2 separate regions of the Mus musculus genome follow, and region 1 is linked to region 2. Evidence: chromatin loops called from intact Hi-C (ENCODE). Cell type or tissue: left cerebral cortex. All regions are shown on one strand. Each heading gives the region's core, and the rest is flanking DNA. Links, peaks and the distances in the headings are about the cores only. Region 1 overlaps Borcs5 (BLOC-1 related complex subunit 5). Region 2 overlaps Dusp16 (dual specificity phosphatase 16).

The links. A loop is a pair of places that touch in the nucleus more often than their neighbours do. Peaks named below come from ENCODE experiments on the same cell type or tissue, not always from the same donor. Only the 100,000 strongest peaks of a DNase experiment are listed, where the experiment ranks them.
Region 1: it touches region 2 in a loop (2.1-fold over the local background); 6 of 42 quality-filtered maps call a loop at or near these places.

What each region holds. Positions count from the first base shown.
Region 1 is chr6:134,657,728-134,673,442 of GRCm38, reverse strand. The region is part of intron 2 of Borcs5 (BLOC-1 related complex subunit 5); the gene reads right to left. Among named protein-coding and RNA genes, the nearest start is that of Borcs5, 25 kb to the right of the region's middle. In left cerebral cortex, for the core only: a CTCF peak has its summit at 7,682 (motif pointing left); no DNase peak of the experiment used is centred there.
Region 2 is chr6:134,709,408-134,725,122 of GRCm38, reverse strand. Dusp16 (dual specificity phosphatase 16) reads left to right here. Exons shown (of 7, transcript NM_130447.3): 6 at 4,506-4,629; 7 at 6,072-9,655. The coding sequence ends at 7,239. Borcs5 (BLOC-1 related complex subunit 5) reads right to left here. Exons shown (of 4, transcript NM_026371.3): 4 at 13,939-15,079. The coding sequence ends at 14,852. Among named protein-coding and RNA genes, the nearest start is that of Gm36328, 37 kb to the left of the region's middle. In left cerebral cortex, for the core only: no CTCF peak of the experiment used is centred there; DNase peaks (open chromatin) are centred at 7,032, 7,365 and 8,732; H3K27ac peaks cover 589 bases.

The sequences.
Region 1 (15,715 bases), core at 3,531-11,530, 50 kb after region 2:
TAAAGAGACATTCTAAATAATCCTATAAGCATTAGTGATCTCTACTGCAGCAATCTCTGCTGAGGACAAGGCTGTCTCTCCACAGCAGGAGTCTTTAAACTCTTGGGGATATAAGAGCCCTCTACAAAGTTGATGCAAACCATGGTGCTTTTTCCCAAAAGGGTTTGGTACACCTTACCCTCAGCCCCAGGCAGCATTTGGAAATTAACTACAAACTTTCTTTGGTCATGTGGTTGACCAGGTAATTTCTAGTTGTGGTAAGAGTTTACAAGGGTAGACAATTAGAAATGGTGACACAGTAGGCACTCAGAGAAACAGTCTATGACATAAATAAAACTTTCACTTGAAGAAAGGCTGCTAGGATGACTACTGGCCAAAGTCTTAAAATCCAGTGCTAGGCATGCAACTGAAGGTCTATCTGTAGAACCGAATGATCTCTGGGGAAGCAGTCTAAGAACTATTCTTAGGCTCAATTAGGCCTTAGTGCAAAGCCAAGGTTATAAGTTGTAGCTGATAACAAAGATTAAGGAGACTTGCTCATATTTCATAAATGTTTCCTTTATTTGTGCATCTTATTTAATAACATTTCATCTGGCAAGTTTGAAGCTAATGTTTGGCTAGTGTTTGTGCATAGCTTTTCCAATAACACATTGCTTTACTTTCAGAAAGTCCAGATCAGTGGAAAACTATGACTCTCTGAGTCAGACTTGGGGAAACCTGGGGGTAAATGGTTGCTGAGACCTAGAAGCCACAACAGATGCAAAAGGCACAGTGTACATCTAGGAAGACACATGGCACATGGCTTATGAGCTGGCACCTGCAAAGGGGCATGAGATACTGTATTCTGATATGCATCAATAAATACTGTCAACATACATGTGAACATCCAACATGCATGTGAACATCTGTAAATAGAATCATTATCTCAGAGTGCTTCTCTCTTAGACGCTCCAAACTGTGGCCTTCTGAACTAAAGAGTTCCAGAAGCACACTGTTCTACGCTTCACAGCACAGGAGATCTCTAGATTTTGTTCCCACCTCTCACTGTCTCTGTCTCTCATCTTTGCATACCAATCTCAGGCACTTTCTCATGCCTGCCTCTTCCCCAGGCCTCCATCTCTTGTTTCCTCCAACCCCTTGTCTCCACCGTGAGCTGCTTACCTCCTGCCTCTCAGGATGTAGAGGAAGCACCACAAGACTAGACAGCTGGTACCGTTTGGGAACCAATGGCCCACTTAAGAAGCCTTGTGCCTCTTCCTCTATTTCCTGACAATGTCTCCCTCCAACCCCCACCCCCTGCATCTATTTTTCCAAAGTATTTTATCCAGTTTTCAGAAATAAAATCCATTCCAAATGAAAGCTATGCTACACTGCAAGTACACAGTTCACTAAGATGTCCCATGATCTTTAAATAAATGATTAAAAACAAACAAACAAACAAAACTGGACTGTTTGGTGAGATAGGCTGTTTCAGCCTCTCCTAGCCCTAGAGAAAATTCTAAAAAATTATGGCCTCTCTTAACTGTCACAAAACTGAGGTCACTACTGGAATTTAGTGAGTAGAAAAGTTCAACACTCCAAACAGCACAGTGCACACACAACGAAGAGTAGTACACCCAAGACACCAGTGGTGTCTGCAACCCCTCCTCCTCTAAGCCTGGACCTTAGAGAGCTTCACTTAGATATTCACTTAGCTAGCTTCAGGTGATTCCAACCTGAATTTGGCCAATCTTGACACTGCCGAGTTTTTAGAAATATGGACAATTAGTTACCTAAACCTGGCCACCCAGGTTCCAACAAATTCCAATTTCCAACAAATTTGCCTAGGATTGGGGGGAGCAGGGGCAGGGGCAGGGGCAGGGGCAGGGGCAGGGGCAGGGGCAGGGGCAGAGGCAGAGGCAGTGGCCTTTTCTCCAAGGTTGACTGCTAAAACGACTATTCTGAGTTCCACGGCCCCGTGTCTTATGCACTTCTTCACTCATCATGATTGTAGGACTATTTTGAGACAAAGAAGCAACAGGGGCCATTCCTCCTTGACACTAAATCAACATAATTCCACAGCCCTCTTCAGGGATCAGCACACAGTGGCCCTCTGAGCCTGGAGAGGAGCCAGGAAACATCCCTGCTCCCAGCTCCTGTAAGGCGGACTCCTCCTGATAAGAAAAGCACAGCTTTTATACATAGCAATGCTACTCACAACAAGTGAGCCATTCTTACATTCCTTCTCCAGTTCATTTCCCCTACAATTCTTTTCCCCTTGTCTTCACTCTCTCCTCCCCATCCTGCTGTACTCTTTGTATGACAAAAAAGAAAAAAAGGAAAAAAAAAAGTTGCTTCTGGCCAACTGTGACATCAACTCATTCTTATTCAGTGATGTCCAGCAGGAACTTCGCTCTCCCAAAACGTTTGCTCAGTTCTGAAGCAACAAAGATGACTAACTTCCTTCTGTTTGCCTTCCCTATGTTCTTGATCTATTTGCAGATCTTCTGAAACATTTCTCTGACACAAGGCCCTATACGTGTGCACAAAGAACTTTCCAGGCAGTCTCAGCAAGCTAAAACATTGCCCCTAAGTTACTAGAAAGGGTAACATAACAAGATGACTTGATCATTTTTTTTAAAGATTTATTTTTTATTATATGTAATTACACTGTAGTTGTCTTCAGACACACCGGAAGAGGGCGTCAGATCTCATTACAGATGGTTGTAAGCCACCATGTGGTTGCTGGGATTTGAACTCAGGACCTCGGGAATAGCAGTCAGTGCTCTTAATCACTGAGCCACCTCGCCAGCCCGACTTGATCATGTTTACACCCCACAAAAGATATTTCTGTTTCATCATTGTAAGAAAGAGCTAATAGATGATCCAAAAAGATAAAAGAAAAATAAAAAAGTAAGCCCCAGACTATTCTAGATCATTTGTTACTTATGGGAGGGAAAAAAGAAAAGGTAAGAATAGCAACCATGTATTATAACTACTTTCTGCTATATACTTCAGCAAGGCACCGTTTAAATGCTTTTGAAGGCCAACATTTTACTCTACACATTAAGTAATATAAAGTTTAAAGAGCTGACTAGGGACTGTGGTTCTGGTGTCTAAGTGGCCAGCCGTGATGGGAGCAGCAGACTGTGTCAGGCTCAGCTCCTCCTTTGCTAGGTCTCCGAGGCCCCACGCCCTGACTTGACCGCAGGGCTGGGAAGGCACCATTCACAGTCTAAGCATCATCTACGCTTTGCCTGACACTGTCGTATTCTGGGATGCGCACAAGGAACCCAACCATGGAACTGTGACAGGGCACGGCACTAACATTTCCTTCTGGGGCTCTCAGGGGCATGTTGTAGGAATGAATTCACTCAGATCCAAATCCTACCTAGCAGTGATTGGAGAGGTGCCATTCTGAGCTCAGTAATCTTCAAGCAGATAGCTAGCTCACTGTTTGTGAGTTCCAACATTTCTCATAAATATAAATTGAAGTAAACTAAAGAAGGAACAAGAATTTAAAAAAAAATCTATCTTCCTCTGTAACTGTGACGATTTAACAAAATTCCAGGATGTGGTGCAGCTTAGAGATACAGCACTTGACTAGCATGCAAGAGATCCTGGGTTCCATCCCTGACAATGAAACACACACACATACACACACACACACACACGTTTGTAGAGAAAAAGAAAATCATAGGTTGCTGCAATGCTGCGGCTGCTGAGTTTGTTTAAAGTTAACCTGAAAAAGACAAAGGAAGCAGCTCTGAAGGTTATAATTACAGAAAATTACTCAGGTGACTTCATCCCACCCACAGGCTCCTCCGAGGAGTACTTTATAAGCTAGTGTTCTGGAAGGGTACAGCTGCTAAGCATGGGTTTCATATGCTCCATTTAAAACATTATTTTATCAACACAATTGTTAATGGCTTCTAAATGAGAGTAGAAATTTCCAACAAGAGTGCCATAAATTCCTATTAGTATTCACTCTGGGTCTAGAGAACAGAACCCCAGATGGATCGCTCCTTGGCACAAACAGTAAAATAATAGTATAACGATTTCATAACCCCTACTCCTTTCCAAGAGCACTGCATACATCATTACTTGTGTGCTAAGTACACCAGCACAGAGTGTGTGCCATGACTGGAAGACTACCACCAGTGCAAAATTGACTCAGAAAACCATTAAATCTGAAAGATATCTGCTGCCCTCCCTTTCCAAAAATACTCCCACGTCATTGAAAGTTCACTCATGACCAGAGAAACACTCCCAGGGGCTAGGCCATGCCATTCAGCCTCCATCACTGATATGACTCCTAGCTGTGGTTCAGAGGAGCCAGTTTAAGAAATTAATCTGCTTTCAGTTCGGCCATTATCCTGCCTCCCCAGTCAGGCATACTGCCCTCTGCTTTCAGTTCTCACCCTCCTCTCTTCTTTGAGACAACTCAGATTTGCTCTTCTACCGGCCCTAACTCAGCCATGACTTTGATCAGTGTATCATTAGAAAACTACAGTGACTACCTAACTGGGTTGTCCATCTCAGACCACTGCCCCAGTAATTACCCAAAAATACAGACTTTTTTAAAGACTTATTTTTATCTATGTGTACATCTGTGTGAGACTACATGCAAATGCTAGTGAAGGGTAGAAATACATTGGATCCCTTGAAGTTGGAGTTACAGGCAGTTATAAGCTGCCTGATGTGGGTACTAGGGTCAGATCTCTGGTCCTCATGATAAAACAGTAAGTCCTCTTAACCTCCGGGATATCTCTCCAGCACCCCCTCTCTGCCTGCCCCCCCAATCCCACAGCTTTCAAAGTGCCAATGTCATGTTTCCTGTTGCAACAATAAAACCATAATAGCAGTTGTAATTTAAAGGCAATTGCCTTCAAATTCCTGTCTTTATCCTGAGGAGCCTCCAGCAGTCATTGGAGCCAAATACCGTGCCTATGAATACCATTTTTCTAAACTTGAGACCCATAAAAACCCACACTGAATTGTCATTGACATTTGTACCATATCCATGGACAACTGTTTATTTTTAATTTAAATGTATAACTTGATATACTGCTGTTAAATGTTACTGTGGCTTTAGCCCATCTTTCGAGTCTACTGAGACCATTTTTGACCCTTATTCCTGGCATCCATCCATCCATGTAGATAATTTATCCAGTATCACCTGATTGGGGTATGGGATCAGATCTCTGGTCCTCATGATAGAACAGTAGGTCCTCTTAACCTCTGAGCCATCTTTCCAGCAACCCCTGCCCCCCGCACCCCCGCAAAATCCCACAGCTTTAAAGGTATCCTCTTTCCTGTTGCAACAAACAAAACCATAATAGCAGGCACCCACATCCAGTATAAAAATGTGATTTATATGTGGAAACAAATCCTCAGTGAGTGAATAGTACGTCCAGGGTTCTTTAGGTAGTAGTAAGTCAACTGGCATGGGAGAGAACAAGGCAGAAGTCAAGGTCAGACCCCTGTACATCTGATTTTTACAGGCTTACTTTGGAATTTGTTAGCTTGCAAAGGACACAAGTAATTAGAGACACTGTCTTGGAAAGGGAGCAGGCTCAGAAGGCAGGAAGAGTTGAAGCTGATGCGTGGAAGCTGTGGCGAGGTCCTCTTGGATCATCCCCCTTCTTTAGCATCCTCTTTTCCTTGTGGAAGCTTCTGGCACCTCCCATACCCCACAGTTTATTAAAGACCACAGTTGAATAATTCTACTCCCGAGTCCTTCCAGTGCCCTGAAGAGGAGGGGTGAGTAGGGGTGGGGAACCCGGGAGGAGGAACACCATGGGAACAAAAGCAGAGACCTTTCACCAGCTTGCTATATTTCTTCCAAAAGTCTGGGGGTTTAGCGACTCGTGTCCTATCATTTTCAGTGAATGATCTTTCTCTGTGGCAGAAAATATGGATGCGAAGGAGGTGTTACAGAGCTAGGCCCTGACTGGGCCTTACCACTGCCTTTGCTCTGGCCGCACAGTCTCCTTTCCTAATCATCCTCACACCCACCGCCTCAGCAGTGTCTCCTCACCCATTCACTCACTCACTCACTCACTCACCCACTCACCCACTCACTCACACTACAGCTTTCACCCACCGCCTCAGCAGTGTCTCCTCACCCATTCACTCACTCACTCACTCACTCACTCACTCACTCACTCACTCACTCACACTACGGCTTTCACCCACCGCCTCAGCAGTGTCTCCTCACCCACCCACTCACTCACTCACTCACTCACTCACCCACTCACTCACACTACGGCTTTCACCCACCGCCTCAGCAGTGTCTCCTCACTCACTCACTCACTCACTCACTCACTCACTCACTCACTCACACTACGGCTTTCTACTTGCCCATGGTACACTCTCTTCCCTGTACACTTAGGACAGACTTTAGCATGCTCCTTGCACAGTCACATCAGCCACGTCATATATCCTCCCCTTTTCTCTTCTGTGATTTATTTAACTGTGTCATTAGCAATCTTGGGAAGGTAAGAAGGGTGATGAAGGATGTGAGCTAAGAAAAGCTTCTATTCTCGCAGGCTGAGGCATTAAAGGTCAGGTCTAGTGCTGGGAGTAGCAGCACACCTCTTTGATTCGAGACAGAGGCAGGTGGACAGCCTGGTCTACATAGTGAGTTTCAGGGCTTTAGTAAGACCCTGTCTCAAAAAAAGACAAAAACTTCTAGTGCAGTACAGGAGTAAAGGCTTGCAAGACATAAAGGCAGGAGGTGGCTGCTAGTTTGCTCTGGAGCTCAAGATAGTTAAAAGCAATGGGGCCGGGGCCGGGGGGGGGGGGAGATGAAATGATCACTAGACATTTTCAGATCTGTGCCCAAATACAGCAGCAACCACACACTCTAAGGGTTACACACACTGCTAGAACTAGGGTTGATGAAGATTTCAGCAAAACATACAGAACTGCAGAGCAGACATGGTGCTACATGCCTTTAACCTCAGTATTTGAGAGGTTGAGGCAAGATCACTGCAAGGTCAAAGCACGTGGGCTACACAGTGAGTTCGAATCCAGCCTGGATTACATAGAAAGACTCTTTCAGAAACATCAGCAGCCAATCAAGTAGCAAAACACCAACAAAACCAAATAATTAGAGGTGTGAAGCCAAGTGTATGTGCTTAGCATATAGAAAGCCCTGGAAGGGGTTCACCTGCACCAAAGGAAAAAACTCTATAAATGCACATTAGAATATATTTATTTGTGAGGGTCAGGGAAATGGCTGGGTGGGTAAAGTACTTTCTGCATATATATGAGGACCATAACCCACATTAAAAAACAACCAAAAAAAGGTTGGCTACAGCAGCACAAGCTTGTAAGCCAGCACAGTGTGTGGACGCAGGAAGCTCTGGGAGTTTGCTATCCTACCGGGCTAGCGAAAACGTCAAGTGTAGTTCAGTAAGAGGCTTTATCTCAAATAAAATAAATAAGGTGACAGGCTGGGAGACGGCTAGTGGGTTAGAACACTTCCTGTACAAGCATGAGAACCCTGAGTTTGGAACGCATGTTAAAAAATAAAACAAGGGCTGGCGAGATGGCTCAACGGGTAAGAGTGCTGACTGCTCTCCCGAAGGTCCTGAGTTCAAATCCCAGCAACCACATGGTGGTTCACAACCACCCATAAAGAGATCTGACGCCCTCTTCTGGTGCAGATGAAGTCAGCTACAGTGTACTTATGTATATTAATAAATAAATCTTAAAAAAATAAATAAAACAACAAAACAGAGCAAGAGCTGGGCATGAGCATGGCTGTGCCTATGCCCCAGCAGTGTGGGGGATGGAGACAGGGGAATCACTATGACTTGCTGGTGCCAATCTAGCTCCAGGTTCAGTGAGAGACCATGTCTAATCTAGCTCCAGGTTCAGTGAGAGACCATGTCTTAGGTAATAATGAAGACAGCAGTAGACCAGGATACCTACCAGACGTCCTCCCCTGGCTTCTATACATACCTGCACACACACACACACACACACACACACACACACACACACACACACACACACACATACACACACACACCAAATAAATAAATAAATAAGAATGAAAAATAAGGTGGAACAGTGACTGAGGAAAGACCCTAAAGTGAACCTCTATTTTCCACACAAAGTTGCCTGGTTAAGCACACCCACATACACATATACACCCATATATGTACATATACACATACCATACATGTATGTCTGTCTATAAGTGTTCATGTATAAATATACATGTCTGAGAGAGTACTTTGGCCAGAGATAGATATCTTTCTATATGCTTTTTAACTGAATTCACAGAATTTGCCTCAACAACCTATACTTTATCCCTAAACTGAAATGACTGAGGCTCAGGTGTGTGTTACCAAAATCAAAATAGGGATGAACACAGGCCAAAATAAATAAACCTCAGGAATATAGTGCCTTGCCAGAACTGATGGCAAGCTGGGAGAGGACTGACTTTTACCCACTGCTAACCGAAGAGTTACGCTCCTATCTAGAAACTCTTTGTCCTGTTTCCATATAACGCCCTTACTGTGTGGCGCTGCCTGAGACTGTGTTTCAGTCTTTCCTAGATGCTGCCGGGAAGCACTGCAGGGTAATAACAGCTATCTGGCCAGTGCTGATATTAGCCCTCCCTGCTGGTACTCAGAGCAGTCTCAAATGGCTCTTCCCTGTTCTTGTGTGTATCCTCCTCATGCGTGTGGTCACTTTCATTAATTATTAACCCTTTGTCCTGCTTTCCCTTACTGTAGAATTATGAGGTACCGTCTGACCAGGTGGGTTTACTGATAGGCTTATCTATCACTGGTCAATGATCACATCCAAAACCAACAGTGGGTGTCATTATTAGATTTACTTTACTTTGTTTACAGATACACTGCTTTTGTGCTGGATATTAACTATCCACAGCCAACCATTCCTCTTTGTTGATGTCACACAGTCTAAGTAACTGGCAGCCTTGACACTATTATTTTTCTTATTTGAGGGTTAGGCCAGGTCTTAAAATAAAAGTTTTACTGTTTTCAATTGTGTGTTTTTTATCTCCTGGTTATTGTCATTGTGTTTAACTGGTATGGTACACAGTAGCTTAAAGTCTCAGGAAAAAAAATCCCTGTATTTTAATTAAGCACTGTACTAGTAATAAATATATAAAATAGTAAGGAATAGGCTATCATAATAAACTCTGCATTGATGGTATGCAGATAAGCACAGTGCTGATAATAAAATACTAATGAGTCTCTTGGGAGCCAGGGAGAGAGCGCAGATGTAAAGCACTTGCTTGTCTTGCACAAACCGGGTTCAATCTCCAACACTGCAGAAAACAAATAATCATGATCTTAAGTTTTCATGAGGTATGACGGCATATAATCCCAGGCATATAATCCCAGGCATATAATCCCAGGAGCTGAAGGCCAGTCTCAGCTATTTAGTGAGTTTGAGGCTAGCCTAGACTATGTAAGACTGTTCTCAAAAGGAAAGAAAACCAGAACAAGGGGCTGAAGATATACTTCATTGATAGAATGCTTGCCTCATATACAAGGACCTGGGTTAGAGCCCCAGAAACCTGTAAGTGGGGCATCATGGCCCATGCCTAAGTTCCAGCATGGAGGTAAAGACAAGAGGGTAGGGCATTGGAAGTCATCCTGAGCTACACAGTGCACATGAAGCCTTTTAGACTGTCTCAAAACCAAACAAAAACTGTCAATAAATAAGCAGCATTATCTGTCACTTGTTGCACATAACATTAGCAATATCCTCTTAAAATCCTAAGGTAAACCTAGGTAATTTCAAAACTTACCAGACAGAAAGAGTTCTTGCTCTGTCAAGAATAGTATTATGTGATCTCCTATAGCCTTTACATTTGGATTCTGCCCTGTTAAGCATTTTAAGGTCATCTGAAATTTTCCACTTAGGATGCTAGTTGTAAAAATTATAGAAATAGAAAAAGCAAAAAGCTTCAACAATACAGAAACATAACTTCACAATGGGGTCAAACAATATTTATCTTATACTAGCAATCTGAAAACTATCTGGAAAACCAGATGGTGGGGAGGTGTGGCTTAAAGTCAAAGCATGTGAAAATACTTTAGGGTTTTACAGGACTCAAGGGAATGTGCTACTGAGAAACTTTAACTTGAGCTATACTGAAAGGAATATAGCATGCATATAAAAAAGGTCCAGCCTGTGGAAAGACACAGAGGACCCAGATTGCACTTGGAGTAGGTGCTCAGTTGCATAGGTCAAACTCTAGACAGACCAACATGGAATGCATGTAGGTTTGCAATCAGAGGCCTGAGTGACACAAAAATCATGTCACTCAAGGAACCACCTCAGCCCAGAAAACAACTACTCTATAATTTTTTACCTTATGAGAATAAAAGGCATTTCTATTTTGGAAGTCTTAATAATGCTTGCAGAATATTATGAACCTGAATGTTCAGATAGTCCTTGTTCAATGTACACTGGTTCATTAAATTTGTGTTTGAGTTTTTTGTTTCTTTGTGTTTGTTTTTGTTTTGAGACACAGTTTCTTTGTATAGTTCTGTCTGTCTTAGAACTCACTCTATCGCCCAGGCAGGCCTCAGACTCAGAGATCTGCCTGCCTCTTCCTCCCAATTACTGAAACTAAAGTCATGTGCTTCCATAGCCAGCTTCATTTAATATTTTTAAAAGCCATCTTGACATACATTGTAACTTCCATAAAACTGCTATTACAGTGTCTTTGTTTATAACTGTCAAATATTTGAAACATTCCAAATTTTCTCCAACTAAAAAATATTCAAACTATGATACATACATAAAATCAAACACCAGGAATGAAAGGGAGCAAGCTCTTGATAGTATGAATAACTCTTGATTGCATTACTCTAAGTGGAAAAAGAAACAGACTCTAAAGGATGCGTGCCGCATGGTTCTATACAGCACTGGGAAAGGTAAACTCCAGGATCAGGGAGCAGAGCAATGGCGGTGGGCACACAGGTAAGGGATGAAACTGACCACAAAGGTGCACAGCACAAGTTCTGAGGAATGGAGGGATTACTATATACTGTGGTTATGAGGATGCTAACACAATGGTATGGATCCATCAACATTCTCAGAACTACATAATAAGACAGGTGCACTGTGTGGTGTTTAAACTATATCTTACTTTAAAAAGAATTAAAGGAAAATTTGTTGAAGTAAGACAAAGAATAGAGATACAGAAAGAACAAAAACAAGAACCATTTTTTAAAACTGAGGATGATTCAGCAATTACGAGCACTGACTGTTCTTCAAGGCCCTGAGTTCAATTCCCAGCATCCACATGGTGGTTCACAACCATCTGTAATGAGATCCGATGCCTTCTTCTACTGTGTCTCAAGATAGCTGCAATGTACTCATATAAATAAAATAAAATAAGATAAAATAAAATAAAATAAAATCCTAAGGAGAGGGCTGGAGAGATGGCTTAGCAGTTAAGAGCACTGTCTGCTTAAAAGACCCAAATTCTGTTCCCAGCCCCACATGTTAACTCACAACCATTTGTAAGGCCACTTCTAGGGTGTGATGGTTTCATAGGAATGGCCTACTAGACTCATGTGTTTCAATGCTTCATCATTGAGAATAGTACTATTTGGAGGTGTGGCCTTGTTGGAGAAAGAGTGTCACTATGGGGGTGAGCTTTGAGGTCTCCTATGCTCAAGCTATAACCAGTGTTGCCACACAGTCTCCTAGTGTCTACAGATCAAGATGTAGAACTCTCAGCTCCTTCTCCAGCACCATATCTCCTTGGATGCTACCATGCTTCCTACCATGATGATAATGGACTAAACCTCTGAACCTGTAAGCCAACTCCAGTTAAATGTTTTCTTTTATAAGCATTGCCTTGGTCATGATGTCTCTTCACAGCAACGAAACCCTAACTAAAACATTGGAAATATGATGGCCTCTTCTAGATTCTTTGGGCACTGTGTGCTTGTGATGCACACACATGCATGTACATAAAGTAAAAGTAAATATTTCCTTCATAGAGTATAGTTATGAACAAACTAGAGAGAAATAAAGACTTTTTCAGAAAAATAAACAAGGGCAAGAGTCTTATTACTAGCAGACCTACACTGCAAGAAATGCTAAGGGAAGTCCTCTAGGGAGGAGCAGGATGGCAAACAGAAACCTGGACCTACCTAAGGAAAGGGGAGTCTCTGGGAATGGCTAATCACCAACTCACTGAGCGTTTGAAGTGGGAGTCAACAAAGCATGGTCCAAAGGCCGAATCTTACTCCTTTGGGCTGTTATAAGTCAGGTTACATAGGAATACAGTCACGCTCATTCTTTCATCCATCACCTGTGGTTGCTCTTATAACAAGGGCCAGAGAACCTGCAAAGCCTAAACTACCACCACGCCTTTAAAGAAAATGTTTGCCAACACCCGACCTAAAGCAAAAGGCAGGAACAGTCAGATAGAGTGCATTTACAGCACACAGGAAGACTGTGTGACAGCAAGCACAAAAGATACAAAGAACCTGGCGTGTGCTCTCGGGAGATCCAGGGGCCAGAAGTGGGAGCAGCATGCCCTACAAGGCTATCTCAAATAAGGAGGAGGAGATGTGTACTGAGAGCCTCGGATAACCATGGCTTAAATCTTAATGTAAAAGTTTAAAGGCCCCAGTAAAGATTAAAAACAAGACAATAAAAAGGCATAACCCTGAAGCACCCAGAAAAGGGGAAATGAAAAAAGAAAATCAAAATTTATTCAACCAAACTGAAATTAAACAGTGATAAAGATAGTATTTGAAGAGAGAAATTTGGAAGTGGGGTGAGACAAGGTCTTACTCTGTAGTGCAGGCTGGCCTTGAACCTGTGATCCTCTGAGCAGGGATGAGGTTCATTCGAGACAGTGTTGTCTAGCATGCATGAAGGCCTGAGACTGAGTCCTAGCACCACACAGAATGAGGTATGATGGTGCGTGTCTGAAATCCCAGCACTTTGGAGGTGGATGGCTACACAGTGAGTTCAAGGTAAGCCTGGGCTACATAAGAGCCTGTCTCAAGAAAACAAAAACAAAATAACTTTAGATGTTAAACACAAGAAATAGTTCAGTATTGGGAGCTGGAGAGATGGCTCAGTGGTTAAGAGCACTGACTGCTCTTCTGAAGGTCCTGAGTTCAATTCCCAGCAACCACATGGAAAGAGACAAGGTGTGGGGGTTCATAGGGATGAGAGGGGGATGAGAGGGTACAGAGAGGAATTAAGAGAATACATCATATACATGTATGAAACTTATCAAAGAACTGACAATAAACAAAATAAATGGCTCCATCTACACCCAGTAACCAGAAACTCAGGTTCAATGTTACCCAGACTCAAGGCAGGACCAAGGATAACCTGCAAAATGAAGATCATTTCACTTAGGTCTTCTCACCTCTTGATTTCTACTTAGATCATTGCATCCAACCTATTTTCCTCCCATCCTGCTGACAGGGTCTCCCAGTTTGGGCTGGCTCTCCTGAATCCACGCAATTGTGGTTTCCAGCTCATCCACTAGTTTCTTTCTAGTGCTAAGTAGGATTTTTATTCCATTTCCTGGACATGTGGTATTTTACTTATCCACTCACCAGCAGACAGATATTTAAAATGCCTCCAATAAACACAATTATTTCTTTGAGCACAGTGATAAACTGAAAAGAGTTTCCTACATACACAATGTAAGGTCACGCTAGAGTTTCCTCTGGTCAGACGTTTTTTCCTTTCCTGTCTTGCTAAACACTAAAGGAGGCAATTACAGATGACTGTCATGTCACAGAACATGTATGCTTTCCAGCTAACTTGCATTTGAAATGAGCTGTGACCTGGTTCTAAACGGAGATCCAGATGCTCGGGAGCCCATGTTCCTAACACTGGGCACAGGGTACAGACACTTCCGCAGCCAGCTGTTTTATTCTAGTGACATCTAGTGGCAAAAGTGTTGTCACTTTTAGATGGCTCAGAGGGTTAGGATACCGGCCTCCAAACCTGAAGACTTGAGACTGATCCCAAAGACCCAAAGTCCAATAGCAAGTTTCCAAAATCACACGCCTTTAAAAAACAAACAAGCAAAAAGGAAAAAAAACAAAAACAAAAACCGTCTGGGGCTGAGGAACGAAAGCAGCTCTGTGCTACAGCACTTGCTGAGTAAGCCTGAGGAACCCCTAGCTCCACAAAGCAATCATCACTAAAATCATTACTGAATAATCTAAATTTTGTGACAATAAGTAGAATTCAAATTTACCATCTTCAAATTAGTTTATCCAATACATGGCCCATGCACCCATTCAAGGTCACTTAAAATGCTAGTGTAACACACTCCTTATATCCCAGTCCCTGAAAGTGACTCTGAAGCCAGGGCCTGACCACCAGCAGTTTTTAAGTTTCACCTGGTAACCTGTTAAACATTTTGGAAATAATTTCAGATTGCACCAGACAGTGATCACACATGTCTTTATTTCCAGCACTTGAGAAGCAGAGGAGGCAGATCTCTGAGTTTAAGGCCAGCCTGGTCTACACAGCAAGTTCTGAGACAGCTAGGACTACACAGAGAAACCCTGTCTTGAACCCCCTCCTACCCAAAGACGTTATATATTGAGCATCCTTTCTTCAAAAACCTGAAATGCTCTAAAATGTGAAACTTTTTGAACTCGGTGTCAGTGCTCAGAAGTTTCAGATTTCAAAACACCTAAAGCCTATGAAAATACCCCAAACCTAAAACATTAATATCCCAAGGCATTTAGAATAAGGCGTGCTCAGTCCACACTCGCAAGATGACCAGAGGTTCTTCCACACTCTTCTCATTCTCGGCAACCTTTACGTCTCAGAATAGCTTGTCTTCCCTTAGGTTCCCCACATCTGTGAGCCCTTACCATGTGCTGCCATGACAGGCCCTCCCACCCCCTTGTTTTTTACACCAGGGACTCTTCGTGGGCCATAACCGTGGTTCTGCTTTTGTATCTCTAGCCTAAAGATAGCTGTGAACAAAAAGAATAAATACATTTGTCTAGATGGATGAATAAATATTTTAGACAGCAGAGTTCTAAATCTAGGATGTGACTGACTCCCTTCTGTTCAGGAGTTAAGAACTTTATCCACAATCAACTCTGCATTCTGTAAGACTGTTACCAATCAAGCTGTCCAATCATCAGTTAAAATCTGAGACGTGGAAAGGACTTTTTTTTTTTTCAATTCTGGAAATATTTATAAAGCCTCACCTTTCCTAAATTGACATTTCACTTCTAGTTGCTAGTATGCTTAAAAGTAGAAGTATAGAGCCGGGCGTGGTGGCGCACGCCTTTAATCCCAGCACTTGGGAGGCAGAGGCAGGCGGATTTCTGAGTTCGAGGCCAGCCTGGTCTACAAAGTGAGTTCCAGGACAGCCAGGGCTACACAGAGAAACCCTGTCTCGAAAAACCAAAAAAAAAAAAAAAAAAAAAAAAAAAGTAGAAGTATAAAGAGGGTTTTTGAAAAGTAAAAAAACTTAAAAGGACTGACTGAATTTTATACAGTCTACCCTTATGTATTCAGGCTGTCACAAACTACTAACAAAGACGAGCTTCAGAGAAAATAAATACATCTCTTATTGTCATACCTCAGCAATATTTTAACTAGCTCAGATAGGAATATTGTTTACAGTGACATGGCTCCACATACTTAGGTTTAAATTCAGAATATAGCACAAATTACAAATGTAAATAAAAATAATGAATACTCAGTACACATGCTGGCA
Region 2 (15,715 bases), core at 5,325-13,324:
CCACTTCTGTTCCATGCAAGAGTGTCTTGTGGTTTTCCTCCAATAGGGACACAGCTCCATAATTAAATCTTGTGAATTAGTTATTGTAATGAAAAAGAAAGGACCAGGGCTCAGCTGGGGTTGGCTCATCAGTTCAGAGCACTGGCTACTCTTCTGGAAGAGGCAGGCCCAATCCCAGCCCCTGTGCGCTGGCTTAAAACTAGCTGTGACTAGAGTTCCAGGAGATCTGACACTCTCTCCTGTCCTCTTCTGGCAACACAGACATATTAATATTTCACAGATACACATGTAGGCAAAATACCCATAGACATAATTTTAAAATTTTCCCCATAAAAAACAAAATTAGGTATGTTAACCCTGGTAACATTTTTCGCTTCAGGTAATTCTGATATAGTTCTTGTTGTGGTTGTGGTTCTTCTCCTTCTCCTCTCTCTCTTATTTTTTTTAGAACTTCAGTTTTCCAGAAATTTCTGTCATCAAATTGAACTTGTTCTTTAAAATGCCTCAAGATTAAAAGCTATAACAGTTCACATTAAAGTAATCATAGAGAAAATTCTTCATCCTGATACTTTCTCACTGTACCTCTGAGTATATCTAGCATAGCATTAGATTTCTAGCCCCTAAGAAGGCAGACAGTTGTGATCAATGTTCCCATTGGATGCCATGTTGATTCAGAGGCATGATCCAAGCTCCTGCTCTCTCTCCATGGTTGCTTCCTTGGCTCCTGCTCAACCCCACCCCACCCCCAAGTCCACGAATCTGTACTGAGGCAACAGAGAGACTTGATTAAAAGGATGGACTTTGGAGCCAAACTTTGAGTCCTGCCTCCCTGGTTATCAGTTAAGCGATTGTGTGTATCTAACATAAAACTCTTAAAACTCTCTTGAGCATGTTTCCTGAAAAAAAGGCTGGGTAACACACCTGCTTTGTATGAAGAGCATGAAGATTAAAGCAGACAGTCTCTAGGCAGCGAACCTTTGCAGAGTACTCAGCTCAGAGTTAGCTCTGAGGACGTGCTCACCTCTTTCTGTTTTCTGCTCCTCTCTCTGACACGCTCCTGCTGGGCTGGCCTCATCCTTTGGGCTCAAGCACTCCTCCTGAGTAGTAGGGACTCTAGGCACAGGTTACCCTCACTGACTAACGGATATTTTAAAGAGTACCACGAAGACTTTTTCCTGTCTCTCCTCAGCTGAACTGTGCTCTGACCTCCCTGGCCATCGCTTCCTTTTCAAGCCCTGACACCTCGCTCTTAGCAGGCCCTCAGTCTTCTCAGCCTTCTCCTTTGCTTTAGTTTATTGTTGTGGCAATGTTTCTGTCCCTAAACATTGCTTTGAATTCCTGTAGTACTAACTTGATGTTATTTCCAGTTTCACCATCTCTGACTTCTTATTCGTCACTCCAGAACTAGCAGAGTCTCCTTAATTTCCTACGCAAGAAGATGGCTCTTAGCCTAGCATTACCGAGAGTCATCCTACATACCACACACACACACACACACACACACACACACACACACACACACACACACACACACACATGCACACGCATGCACGCTGGCACATACACGTATGTCCCTACTTTTGCAGCCACCTCCCCTTATTTCTTCCATGGCTTGTGAGTGCCAGCTCCAGCAGACTGCCTTCTGAGCCTGCTCAGTACTGACAGGGCTCTCCTCTCATGGTTCTTTCCTCTCTACCAGGTCTTTGTGTGGGACTTCTGTTCCAAGGCATGGGCTAGCACTCAGTCTGTCAAGACCTACGTGCTAATGAGCCCGCTCTAGAATAAGCACTTTTATATTTAATTAAAGACACTTATCAGATGAATTGTGGCTATAAAAAAAACAAAACAAAAAAAAAAACTCAGTATGAACACAATACAGAAAATTGAAAGGGGAAGGAAGCCCACCATCAACGCTGTAGTGCGTATTCTGTCAGGGTTTTAAAACAGCGTTTGTCTTCTTACTTGTATGTATTAAGTAGAGGCACACACAGGCAAGCAGACATGTGACGTGGTGCATTTCTGGAGGTCAGAGGACACTTTGGAGAGTCAGGTCTCACCTGCTTGGAAGTACCGGCTCTTTGTGAGGCGTCACTGCTGCTCGGGCGGCTGGCTGTACAGCTGTCACTTTTATTTCTTTGCAACATCCTTCAAAAGTTTTAGTTTCATTGTTACTATGGTTGTGTGTACATGATACATGTGTGTGGGCACACATGTGCCACCATACATGGAGGCCAGAGGACAACTCATTCAGCTCAGACAGCAGATACTTCTGTCTGCTCAGCCTTCTTTCCATTTCTCTCTCTTTTTTTTTTTTGTTTAAATAAATTGCTTTTTAAAATATGTGCGGGGCTGGAGAGATGGCTCATCAGTTAAGAGCTCTGACTGCTCTTCCAGAGGTTCTGAGTTCAATTCCCAGCAACCACATGGTGGCTCACAACCATCTGTAATGGGATCTGATGTCCTCTTCTAGAGTATCTGAAGATAGCTACAGTGTACTCTCACATACATTAAATAAATAAATATTTTAAAATATGTGCCAGATACTATTAACTGCCTGCATAAAATATGCTAGTATTCAATACGTTGAGGACTGTGAGAACAGGACCATGTTCTTATACTTTTTTAAAAGATAATTATCATTTGAAATTTTTTTTTAGATTTATTTTTATGCCTGTATTACCTGTGTATATGTTTGGTGCCTGAGGATGTCAGACAAGATCATCAAATACATAGATCTGGAGTTACAGACAGTTGTGAGTTGTAGTGTGGGTGCTGGGAGCCAAAACTCCAGCAAGTGCTCTTAACCACTGAACCACCTCTGCAGCCTCAGATCATTACTAGCAATAATAGGAGATAAATTCAAAATTAAGAAAACTGAAGCCACGGGGTTTTAGGATGTGTGCTGGAATCGGATGTGGAACTTTTCCAGCGACAGGCGGTGCTCTGCACGCTCTTCTCCCCAGCCTTCCAGTCCTGCTTCTCATCAGGATTTGGAGCAGCTCCCAGCTTCCAGCTAGGGGCTGGGGTCCACACACACACACACTCATGCATACACACCAAGAGGACCAAAGTTGGAGAAGAGCCAAATAACAGGGACAGTATAATGTTGGGACATAAAATCAGAATTGCTTTGAGCCTTTCAGCCAATGAAAAGAGAGACAGACTACTGAGTAGAAGGTAATAATGTGGGCAGTTGATGTCAGCATACTATGAGTATGTGTAGGCTGTGTGCTTTGTGTGTTAGCCTGCCCTGTGTGTCAGTGTGGATTGTGTTCACTCTTTCCTGTTTGGCTCCCTTGTCTAACAGAAATGCTGCTTGCTGATTACTCTTAAATTATTTAGTATGCAATGAGTAATAAACTACATTTACTAGAAGTCTGTATCACAGGCTGCGAGGTTGGAGCAGCTCTGTATTGTTCAGTATGCAGTGCAGGTTCCTTGTATTCTGATAATTTTTAAGAATGTTAACCTTGTCTGGTGGTAGTCCACACATTATTCCCAGCACTCGGGAGGCAGAGGCAGGTGAATGTCTTGAGTTTGAGGCCAGTTTGATCTACAGAGTGAATTCCAGGACAGCCAGGGCTACCCTGAGAAACCCTGTTTGGAAAAACAAAAGACAAAACCAAAATGATCTTAACCTGAGTTTTGACTATAACACAAATGAAAAGGATAGATTTGGCTCCATGACAACAACTTTAAGCTGGGCACATGTGTCGTAGTTGAGGGTAGAGTCTGTCGTGGACTTGCTTACAATGGTGTTGCTTGTAGGCTGTCTGGGCTGTCATCTGCTCCTCCATGTGCGCGCTGAAGCTCCTCAGCAGCAGAGAGGGCAGCGCCCCCTGGATCTCCCTGGCTTGCTCCTAATGGTGTCCACAAGTCTCAAACTCTTGCTTCCTATTAGAGAACTCTGCTCTAGCATGGACATGTTTTCGAGTTAAGCAAATAGCTGGGCAGACAGTCAGCCTTTAGGTGCTTCCTGTCCAAGCGTGAGGACCGGAGTTTGATTCCCAGAATTCATGTAAAAATGATGGGTTTGGTGGTGCTCGCTTGTAATCCAGTACTGGGGAGGCAGAGACAGGAGGCTGCCCCAGCCCACTACCTTAGTCTACTTGGTGAGCTCCAAGCTCGTGAGGCACTTTGTCATACCTGGGGAGTGACAACCGAGGTAGACCTCTGGCTTCCCTCTACTTGCATTCTTACACATGCATTACATGGCAAAAAAAAAAAAAAATTGAAATAAGAGCCCAGCAATCTGAGGTAGTAACCCATTCATTGCTTATTAATAATCCCTTTAAACCTTAATGGCTCATGATATGTTACTAGTGAGAGAACTACCCTTCCCCTTCCCCCTGTAAACAATAAAGGATAACTAGGAGGCTATGTAGGTAAGATCTGCTTTGAAGTTTCAGGTGAAGACACCGACAGTAACACTCAGAGTAATGGCCAGTGCAAGATTCCCTTGCTGAAAAAATCCCTAGTGACTTTTCTTAAATTTGCTCCCACAGAGAAAGCAAAAGCCTCCAATGGCTGTGTGCTTATCCACTGCTTAGCTGGGATCTCTCGCTCCGCCACTATTGCTATTGCCTACATCATGAAGAGGATGGACATGTCTCTAGATGAGGCTTACAGGTAAGGACAGGAGCACGGCTTATGGGACTTGCTTTCATTTTCCCTGAAACAGAAAGAGGTAGGAAGGTGGGTGACCAGACGAACGTAGACAAAGCTGATTTTGGTCACACACATCACAGGTTCCTGGTGACTCATGGCCTTGCAGAGACTGAGGAAGAGTTGGCTCTGCTTAGCTTTCATTCTTCTAACATGTGGAGTCCCTCCTCGGCTCTTTTTAGTAACAGACCAGGAAAGCTTATCCTTTCCCTCAATAGAGAAGCATGACCTTTTCTGATTGACAAGGCCACAGAGGCTGCTCTGCTGGACTGGACTGCAGAGATGGAAAAGCCAGGTACACTCGTGGATAAAATCTGAGGAAAACTGCCGTCCTGTCTAGTTGGCCAGATTTTACAGGTAGTAGTTTTGCCTAGGCTGCCCTCTCCTTCTATCTCAGGAAAGGACAAAAAGTGGCAGGATTGCTGAGGACTTGTGTCTTCTTTGGTGACAAATGAGACTGAGTTCTCTCTTATGCCTCTGTTGTATGCTCTGTTGACAAGAAGTGGTTGTGTCACATAAGAAAAAGAATAAGAATATAGATGCATGCACCATGTTAGCTTCTTTTGATATTTGAGTTTCTCAGAATGTAAATTCTGGAACAATGACACGAGCTGCTTAGGCAGTCTGTCTTCCTGGGTGCCGGGAGGGGTAGGTAGATCGGTCCTCTTTGTACAATGCTTCTCTCCAATTAGGCTATGTCCCTGTGTCCTTCTGCTTAGGTTGAAGTCAGGTGGGAAGGCTCACATTCTTATATCCCATTACAGTTTTACTGTGTGAGTTTTCAAGATGGATTTAGACACTCATTAGTCCAAGGTTTGAATCCCGCTTCATTGTTGAGTGAACTTAAGGACTTTGCGCCTGATATAGATGAAGCAGGTTAAGGACTGAGTAATTCAGTCCAGCAGCACAGTGCTTAGCATCCAGAGGTCACTTTGTAACGGATTTTTCTAACATTGTGAATATAAAAAGAAATCCAGAACTGGGTGCTCTGACACTGTGCCATCTGGTGCCATCCGTCTCCTTATGGGAAGTCTTGAGATGTGAGTGAGTATGGACGTTGGAGAGGGAATCCTGGGATGCTGAAGCTGATGAGGGGCTTAGCCTTGCTGTGCTGCTGGGTGTGGCAGGGAGCAGGGCATTTCCTGGGTTCAGCAGAATCCTCTTATCAACTGCACAGGAAGCCTTGGCTTCTTGGAAACAAGGAGCCTAGAGAATCCCCTCTAGCGGGCACCCACCATGCCACAGCACCCTGATAAGGTGTTCTCCACCTCAGTGCTGGAATTGTACGTGAGTTCTCTTCCAGCACCCTGAGAAGGTGGAGTAGTGTCCCGTCCCACGTTCTCTTACTAGCTTCAAGACAAAGTGCAGTTGTAAAACTCAGGGGTTTTGCTTTGTCCTCTCTATAGATTTGTGAAAGAAAAAAGACCTACTATATCTCCGAATTTTAATTTTATGGGCCAACTCATGGACTATGAGAAGACGATTAATAACCAGACTGGAATGTCAGGGCCAAAGAGCAAACTGAAGCTGCTGCACCTAGACAAACCCAGTGAGCCCGTGCCTGCAGCCTCAGAGGGCGGATGGAAGAGTGCACTGTCTCTCAGTCCACCCTGTGCCAACTCGACCTCGGAGGCATCAGGGCAAAGGCTTGTGCATCCTGCAAGTGTGCCCAGCTTACAGCCGTCACTCTTAGAGGACAGTCCGCTGGTACAGGCGCTCAGTGGGCTCCAGCTGTCCTCAGAGAAGCTGGAAGACAGCACTAAGCTCAAGCGTTCCTTCTCTCTCGATATCAAATCTGTTTCATATTCAGCCAGTATGGCCGCGTCCCTACACGGCTTCTCGTCAGAGGAGGCTTTAGACTACTACAAACCTTCTGCCACACTGGATGGGACCAACAAGCTCTGCCAGTTCTCCCCCGTTCAGGAGGTATCAGAACAGAGTCCAGAGACCAGCCCGGATAAGGAGGAGGCCCACATCCCCAAGCAGCCCCAACCTCCCAGGCCTTCTGAGAGCCAGGTCACACGCTTGCACTCAGTGAGAACCGGCAGTAGTGGGTCCACCCAGAGGCCCTTCTTCTCGCCACTGCATCGGAGCGGGAGTGTAGAGGACAATTACCATACCAACTTCCTTTTTGGCCTTTCCACCAGCCAGCAACACCTCACCAAGTCTGCAGGGCTTGGCCTCAAGGGCTGGCACTCAGATATTCTGGCTCCCCAGTCCTCTGCCCCCTCCCTGACCAGCAGTTGGTATTTTGCTACGGAGCCTTCACACTTGTACTCTGCTTCAGCCATCTATGGAGGCAACAGCAGTTACTCTGCCTACAGCTGTGGCCAGCTGCCCACTTGCAGTGACCAAATCTATTCTGTTCGTAGGCGGCAGAAGCCTACTGACAGAGCTGACTCGAGGCGGAGCTGGCATGAAGAGAGCCCCTTTGAAAAGCAGTTTAAACGCAGAAGCTGCCAAATGGAATTTGGAGAGAGCATTATGTCGGAGAACAGGTCCAGGGAGGAGCTGGGCAAGGTGGGCAGCCAGTCCAGCTTCTCCGGCAGCATGGAGATCATCGAGGTCTCTTGAGAAGACCTCGTCGCTTCTGTTGACAGTTTTGTTTCCTGTTCACAAAAAATAGTCCCTGTAAATCTGAAATATGTATATGTACATACATATATATTTTTGGAATATAGAGCTACGGTATAAAAGCAACAGATGGATCAACACAGTTGTTCTCTCAGCACCTGCACTGAGAATAGCTAACTCTCAGAAAAGATTGGAAGGGTAGATGTTAGAATTCTCCCAGCCAGGAGAAGAGATTTGGTTCAGTGAATTGCACATCTTCTTGTTCCTACAAAAGCAAGGGTTTTGTTTGTTTGTATGTTGTTTGTTTTTAATGTTAGAGGGCAAAATCCCTCCCATTTTCACGTGCAACAGAGGTCTCAGAACTCATCTCTGTCCAGGCCCTTCCCTAGTGCACCTTAGCGCTAAGACTGAGCCAGCTGTGGGTCAGGTGGGAAGACCCTCCCTCTAATGGTAACTCCAAGGGAAATGATCCTGTCTTAAGCTGCGTAATAAACCCAAACTTGATTGACAGCTGAAGGATACGGACATCATTCTGCTGGATGAACTATTTAGGAGCCTTGCCTAGATCTACTTATAACCAATCCAGTACCTCAGACAAGACATTTGGGGCCATCACCACTACCATGTCTAGTAGACCATTTTCTAGGCATTGTGAATAAGTAGGTAACTTGTCACTTTCCAGACTATGCACAAAATCCCAGTGGGCCTGTTGCCCATGTAACCCTCCTGTCAGCTTGAATGAAGAGGGGAAACCAACTAGAGTTTAGCTTCGCCAGAGATTGGGCAGTCAGATAGCTTAGAGACTTAAGCCAGGGATGGAACACTGAACAGTCTCCCTCCCTCCCTCCCTCCCTGTAACATAAGAATTCTCTTTAGTGGGATTGTTACTTCTTCACTTGGCCACAGACCTGGTTTAGAGATAAGCATGAATCACTGGGCTTGGTAGCAGACCGACAGAACCTCAGGTTCTCACTTCTGTTTCGTGTCCTGGAATAAAACTATGGCAAGACTTGGGAAGGTAAAACCTGAAGCAGGAAATGGATTTCCTTGGCTTTTTTTCTCTATGGTATGCAACGAGGGTAATATTTCTAGAATCTTCTTAAACTTCCAAACTTAACCATGGGCTTTGGTAAGCAAGAACTAGTCAGAATAAAACATACTAGAAAGGTTAAGAGGGCGTTGTTGAATTTTGTTTAGTTTTGAATACAGGAAAGCTCTTTTCCAAAGCTATCCCAGCATGCTTTCCAGGGAAGGGGCATATCAGAGGGAAGGACCACAGTGGTGTCTTGGTCCCTGACATACAATCACTGTGTAGACTCAATCCTGGCAGCTGAGGATAGGAGATAAGAACAAGAAGTGTGTACACGATAGTCCATATCTGCCCTTAAACTTCCTGGCTTGAGTTGTATCCTCTAGAGTACGGTCCTCCTTACGGCCTTAATTCACTCACGTCAGCAGGGTGTGGGTGTGGGGTAGATGTTGTCATTGTTCTTTACTGTAAGTGTAGCTAGGGGCTGACTCATATCTCAGGTTTTTCTGTTAGTGAAATGGATGGTCCTTTGGCTAGGATGTGACTTACTGTTTCCTATACTGATTGCTGAAACCAGCATAGAGTGACGGTGGTTGGAAGCTGACAGGCTTGATTGTGAGGAGGATTAGGGGCCTCGTGAACAGACTGGGTCTGTACAGATAAGCTGTGTGTGGGCATAAGGTGAAGGTAGAGCAGATACTGCACAGGGAGCACGTTGCCACTCTTGGAGATTCTGTTCAGCAATCTTCTTAGATATATATCAAAATGTCTAAAGTTCTCAAAGCTTCACAGTAAATTTTGATACATTGTGTACACACACTTAAGTATGTAACAATCCACCTTCTTAAAATCTGGTCACACCGGTAAGATGTAATTTATTTAAGAATGAAAACAACGGCTCCAACATGAAGTATGTTCCAGAAGACTGGGGACTTGGCTTCAGTAGCTTCGGGCAGTGCGTTACCTAATGCCAGATGTCCTGTAGAGAAGTGCTCTCTGGACTGTGTGGCTGACAGTCATACACTACAGCTGTCAGTCCTTCGTCACTAATGTCGTATCAGTTCTTGGAATCACGACTACCATGCTGAAAGGGCTGCCTCTGAGGCACATTGTGGGTGGTGGTGGTTAGGTCTCCTCACGTAAGCACAGGGAAGTCTGTGAAGTCTACTGGGATGGTACAAAATGGACTCTGTGAGAAATGCTGGAAACCGTTCAGGCCGTTTATAAAGTTAGAGTGGAAAGACTATATAAATGTTTAATATGAATATCGTGTCCTTGAGTAAAAGGCAAGCTGTTGAATGGTTCACTTGTGCATCTCTCATTCTCAAGTGTCACGTATGTTAATATGATGAAATAAAATCAGAACTGGTACCTATTTGTACGTAAGTGTGAGACGTGGCTTCTCCTTGCAGATCCCACCCTCGGTGGGAACCACACTGTCACAGGACCACAAGTGACAGTTTTAACCATTTGGAGTGGAGGTGGCAGCTGATCCATCCATGTGTCATTCACATGGAGCAGAGACAGATGCCAGTCTGTGTTCCCTATGCCAAGCACACACTGAGGAAGCATTCCTACCTTCCTGACTTCAGGACACACAAAGACAGCTGCCTGCCTGTGCACCTACCACAAACAATTCCATAGTCCTTAAGGGAAAACAGGAGGGTGGCCTTTAAACAGGTTCTCAGAAGCTGAAATGAGGCTCAGGTGGTACAGTGCTTACCTCATATTCATGAGGCACTGAATTTGATCCCTAGCACTGTATAAACCAGACATGGTGAATGGTGGGAATCCCAGCACTCGGGGTATAAAGGTAGAGACTGCAGGAGTTTATGGTTATCTGTGGCTACACAGTGGGTAAGGAGGCCTGACTACTTAATGAGACCCCATTTCAATGGAAAGAAACTGTTCCCCATGTTATATATACCTTAGTGACATTTGATCATATGAGAAACTTAGCCTCACCAATTTAACCAGATGTACACACTAAAGAGGTCAAATAACGCAGTTGTCACTACAAGGCTGACAGAATGGCTCTAAAGGAAACCATGGCCCTGTGAGATAGCTCAGTGGGTAAAGGTGTGTGCCATACAAACCTGGCAGCCTGTTTTCAAGATCACTAGAACCCATGTCAAGATGGAAGAAAATAACCAATTCCACAACACTGTGTGAAACACACTCACACACACACACACACACACACACACACACACACACACACACACACACACGAGGGGGGGGGAGGGGAGGAGAGGCAGAAAGACTCCACTGAGACTGCTGCTGGGAATGTCGCTCAGTGGCAGAGTGCTTACCTGGCATGCAAGGCCCTGGGTGGGATTCCCTAGCACTTGAACCAGACACCACAAAATGAGACCATTCCTCTGCTCCAGCCTAAGGTGTTCCTGACACTCATTTCATCAAAGATTTACTCTGCACACAGTGTGGCTAGGTATCTAGATTCACAGTATATTTTATATTCCAAATTAACTGCTAAAAGAAGGCAAGTATATGTGCATATACATGAATATATATATAATTACTAATGATACAACTTTGAGGGAAACAAAGATATGTCTTGGGCTTTCTGTTCCTGTGATAAAACACCATGACCAAAAGCAAGCTGAAGAGGAAAGGAATTTTTTGCCTTACACTCAGTCTACCACTGAGGGTAGGAACTCAAAACAAGGCAGAGCCCTGAAGGCAGGAGCTGATGCAGGGGCCATAAGGGAGTGCTGCTTACTGGCTCGTTCTCTTATTGAACACAGGACCCAGGGTTGGTACTGCCCACAGTGAGTGAGCTGAGCCCTCCCCACATCAATCATCAGTCCAGAAAATGTACTTGTCTACAGGTTAATGGAGTGGAAGCATTTTCTCAATTGAAGTTCCCTCTTTGAAAAGGACTGTGCCAAATTGACATAAAAGTAGCCAGCAAACAATGAAATCTAAAACAGTGCCCTAAGTTAGTATAATAGCTTTGTGTGTATGTGTGTTGTTTTGTTATTGTTTTTGTTTTGAATATCAGGTTCCACTGTAGTCTAGATTATCCTTGAACTCAGTGCTTAGCCCAAGATGTCCTTGAATTTACAATGATCTTCCTGCTTCAGTCTTCTAATCACTGGGACTAGAAATGTACACCACCAGACTTCATTATCACTTGCTTTAACACCCACCACCCAACATGTATAAAAACCATAAAAAAACCCACATGCATATAAAACAAGAACGAAGGCCAGCTGCAACTGCCCTTCACTGTAGTAAGAGTGCTCTGTTTGTCCCTAAATACAGATAAGCACGTCTCAGGGAAGCAAGACAGCTTCTTAGAGGCACAGTGGGGCTCTGGTTTACAAAGCAAGGCGAGGAGGGAGGGAGGGACACCCTGGGAGCTTCCTGGCTAGGAAGGAGTACAGATGCCCTCCACATGCTGGGTGTGGTGGCATCTGTCTGCTACCATAGCACTTGGAGAAAGAGACTAGAACATCAGAAAGCCAAGATCAAACTCAGCTCAATATTGAGTTCATGAAACCTTATCTCAAGAACAAAAACAAATGACTAGAGGTAGAGCGCAGGCGTGACAGTAGATGGAAACGGGAGATTACTCTCTTCAAGGGCATTCCTGACTTACTCCCACCAGGCCCCATCTCTTAGGCTCCACCTCTTTCCAACAGTACCATTGTCTGGGGACTGGGCCTTTCATATTTATGGGCCTGTGAGGGGACATTAGCTTCAAACTAGTCCTGAGGTCCAGGGAAATAAAAAGCATTTACCAAAACTCAAGGAGAGAAACTTCCTTCCAGGACTCTCTGACAACTCCAGGCTGTTTCTTCATTCCATAACAACCTGTGCTGGCCAGATATGCCATAGAATACTGAGAGGCAGCATAACGGTGTTCTGATGTGTCACTCGGCTCTCGGAGCACTTTGGGAAAGGACTCCGGAAGCCCTCAGCTTCTCACAGCGGAGCCTTCATCCACGTGCCATGAGTGCTCAGAGAAGCAGCTGACACTAACTCCCAGGCTGCAGAACCCCAGCAGTTGTGGACAGGGTGGGACAGGGCCTGGCCCGTGCCTCCTTTCAGCCCCTTCTTCCAAGTCTCACAGGAATGTGTCTGATGCCCAGCCCCACTCCAGAGGAGACCAGGAGACCACCTCACCCACAGCACAGCAACGAGTTAAACTAGGACGACCATCAGAATAAGCTCTGGCCTGCCTAATTTCTTAGAAAAGAGAACTGTCTACTCCACCTTTCTTCCCTGAAACAACCCTCGTGCTAGGAAGTAAGGAGATGGCCGGAGAGGCCAGCCTCAGGCTGCGGTTGACATTCGCCAAGCCAAGGAGAGCTGGAGGTGGCACCTGATTCCTGTTCACACAACTCTGCAGACAACTGGCCCTTCTTTCTTTGAAGGTTTATGAACAGGTCTCTCTGCACAGAGCTGGGTTCCTAATATCCCAGAAACTCAAGGAAAGACAATGGTGGTGGTGGCTTTTAAAATGCCTCCTGCCAGTCTAGGTGAAAAAAATGAGCGCCCACTGCCTTACTGTTCAACTTTCTGCCCATTTCAAACTCGGAAGAAAAAAAAAAGGGAAAACTATTTCTGAATGTAAATGGGCTTCATCTAGCCACACCACATAACAAAATACTGTGTGGAAATAATACTAAGCAGTATGAGAAATCAAAAATAGTACAAACACTGAGGGAAGAAAGAGCAACGAGTCAGAGCTCAGTCTGGAACTAAAATCTTAATTATCTGACAACTGAGCACACACGAGACACTGAAAAACCACCTGGGGGTGACACCCAATGCAGGTGCCCCTTCCTTCACCCTGCCGTGCTCGACAACGGCCTTGGGGTATCTAATAAGTTTCTGAGCTACAGGACATCTGTTGTAAACTGTACCTCCCAGGAAGTTGCTCTAGCAATGGCTAAACTACAGTCAATGTAAGACCAACAGAGGTGAGATGATGGCCACTCCCAGCTGCAGTGCCCCAGAGCTCTCAGCGCACCTTACCGCCTTCCTCCCTCGCCAGGAAGGAAAGCAGCCCCCAAGAAGGGAGGCACAGCACGGCCAAGAGCCTGCCCAGAAAGTGGCGGCCCAGCCTGGGCACTTCAACGTTAATATACTCAGTCACTGGGAACACCCTAGACACAGTAGGGACGGTAAAGTGGTGCCTCTCACCTCAGCAGTGAGGGACCAGAGGCGGGAAATAGCCACAAGGTCAGCTTAGCCAAGGAGTGAGGTCCAGGCCAGCTAGAAGCACATGGATCCTGTTTTAACCCCAACCCCATAAAGAGAAATGCTTAGACATTACTATTTTTCCTTATGTCTATTTAACCTTTTTCTTCCCTGTACTTCAAATATTCATGCCACTCAGCTACCTAACCCTAATCTGAGTTCTAAGAACATTATAAGTTAATATCTGATGAAGAACCAGTACTTTTAGGGCCTGGTAGGATTGTTCAATGGGTAAAGGTGCTTGTCAGGCATGCCTAGGTCGATCCCCAGAATCCATACAAAGCTGGAAAGAGAACCAACCCCACAGAGTTATCTTCTGACCTCCAAGCATGCACTCACTGTGACAATCCTGCTCACACAGAACACACCATATACACCGTCACAATTAAGAAAGAAAATTAAAAACTAAAAAATGAGATTAGAATCAGATCAAGTTTAGCTGCTACACAATAAATTAATCAGATTCATTTTAATCTTATAAAAACACCGAGGCTCTTCTAACACCTGACAGAATCTCTCTGGATTCTGGAGGAACACAGGGACGAAGGGGAGGCTGTAGACTCCCAGCCCTGACAGCCCCTCAGACCCAGCTCTTATCTTCGGGCCCGTCCCCTGCACTTATTGCGTCTCTTCCTTCCACAGCAGTCCTGTGACGGGCAGCTCTTTCCCCAGCTTCACGCCCTACAGTCGGCAGGGCGGGCAGAGGCTCCGTCGCCTCTTTAGTGTTCCTGGCACATCAGTGGAGGGCCAAGGGTCTCGCATGAGAGAGGGTGGGAGCAAGTGTCAGTGCAAACCTTGTTATGGAAGCCAAGGTCTGCCAGGCTGGCAGAAGCCTGAGCTCTGAATGGAAAAGCGGTTCTAATGGGAAACACCTTCATGAGTGCATGACGGCAGTCTTCAGTTTCCAGTGACCCACAAAAGGGGCGTGGTACCGGAAAAACAAAAAGATGGTGTTCTGGCAGGGCAGGAAGACAGTGCCAGATACCTCCTTGATGTGATGGGGGCCAATGCATAGCAACAGTAGCTGGAGCCAGTCAGCACTTATGTTTACAGCCACAGATCAGAGAGCCTGCGTCAAGTCTCACGAGGCGCCAAAGTGAACAGGTCCTTAGCATTTTCTCCACAGTTTCACTGCAGTAGCTAGACTACTTACACTTTTAATTCAAACAATCGGAGCAAAATAAAAATAACTCTTGATGCAAAGTTCTTTACAGGATTTCTGGAAATTCAACTGTCCCAACTTCGGTTCTCAAGAACTACCACACTGGGAAGTCCATGTGGGTCAGACACATCTAGGCAAACGTCAGGGCCCAGGGGAAGGCTGGAGGAGCTGTGTGCGCAGGCAGGCGCCTGCTAGTGCCGCTCCCGCTCAGGCTTCATGCTGAAGGGCTCCAGGCGCTCAGCCTCTGGCAGCATGCTGTTCAGCCGCTCCATCAGTGGCACCGTCTGGTCTATGCCCATCTGGATGCGGCGCAGGATGGCCGACATCTCATTCACCTTCTGGATCTGCTCTGCATACTTGGCGTATCTTTTCTGGCGCTCCTGCATGAAGCAAAAGAGGGTTTCCACGGACAGATCCATCTGCAGGAAGTGAACAGACAAAACATTACAGTCGGCTTACCCTGTTGTCCCGGGCAGTGGGTCTCAACCCAGCTCTTCACAGGGGTCGTTTTTCAGATTTCCTGATTCTCAGACATTTACATGGGGATTCATAACAGAAGCAAAGTTACTGTTATGAAGCAGCAATGAAATAGTCTTATGGCTGGGGTCACCAGAGCATGAGGAACTGTGTTGGGAGGGCTAGGTGTGCTGCTGGAGGCAGAGGAACCTGACTGTGTGAGAGGCAGTGGCCGTCCCGAGGACGACTGCAGCCTATTCTGGACTGCTTGGGAGTGTGTGCTACCCATCCCATTCCCTGCTGAGACTCTCTCTGTGGAAGAGTTCCCTGTCTCTTACACTGCACTTATGTTTGGCTCTGTTGAAGTGAACAGACCCTTGCCACCATGTCACCACCAGTCCCAGAATATGCTGTCCAGGCTGCAGCCTAGAAGGAACAGGCACTGTCCCCCAACCCAAGTGTGCAGCGGGCTTTACCATACAGCTGTGCGTGCTTGCACTTCACACACCATGACGAAATTACACACACAGTTCTTAGACTGTCTCTGTCATCAAAGGACTCACAGCTATAACCAGAGTTGTAGGAATGACAGAATTACA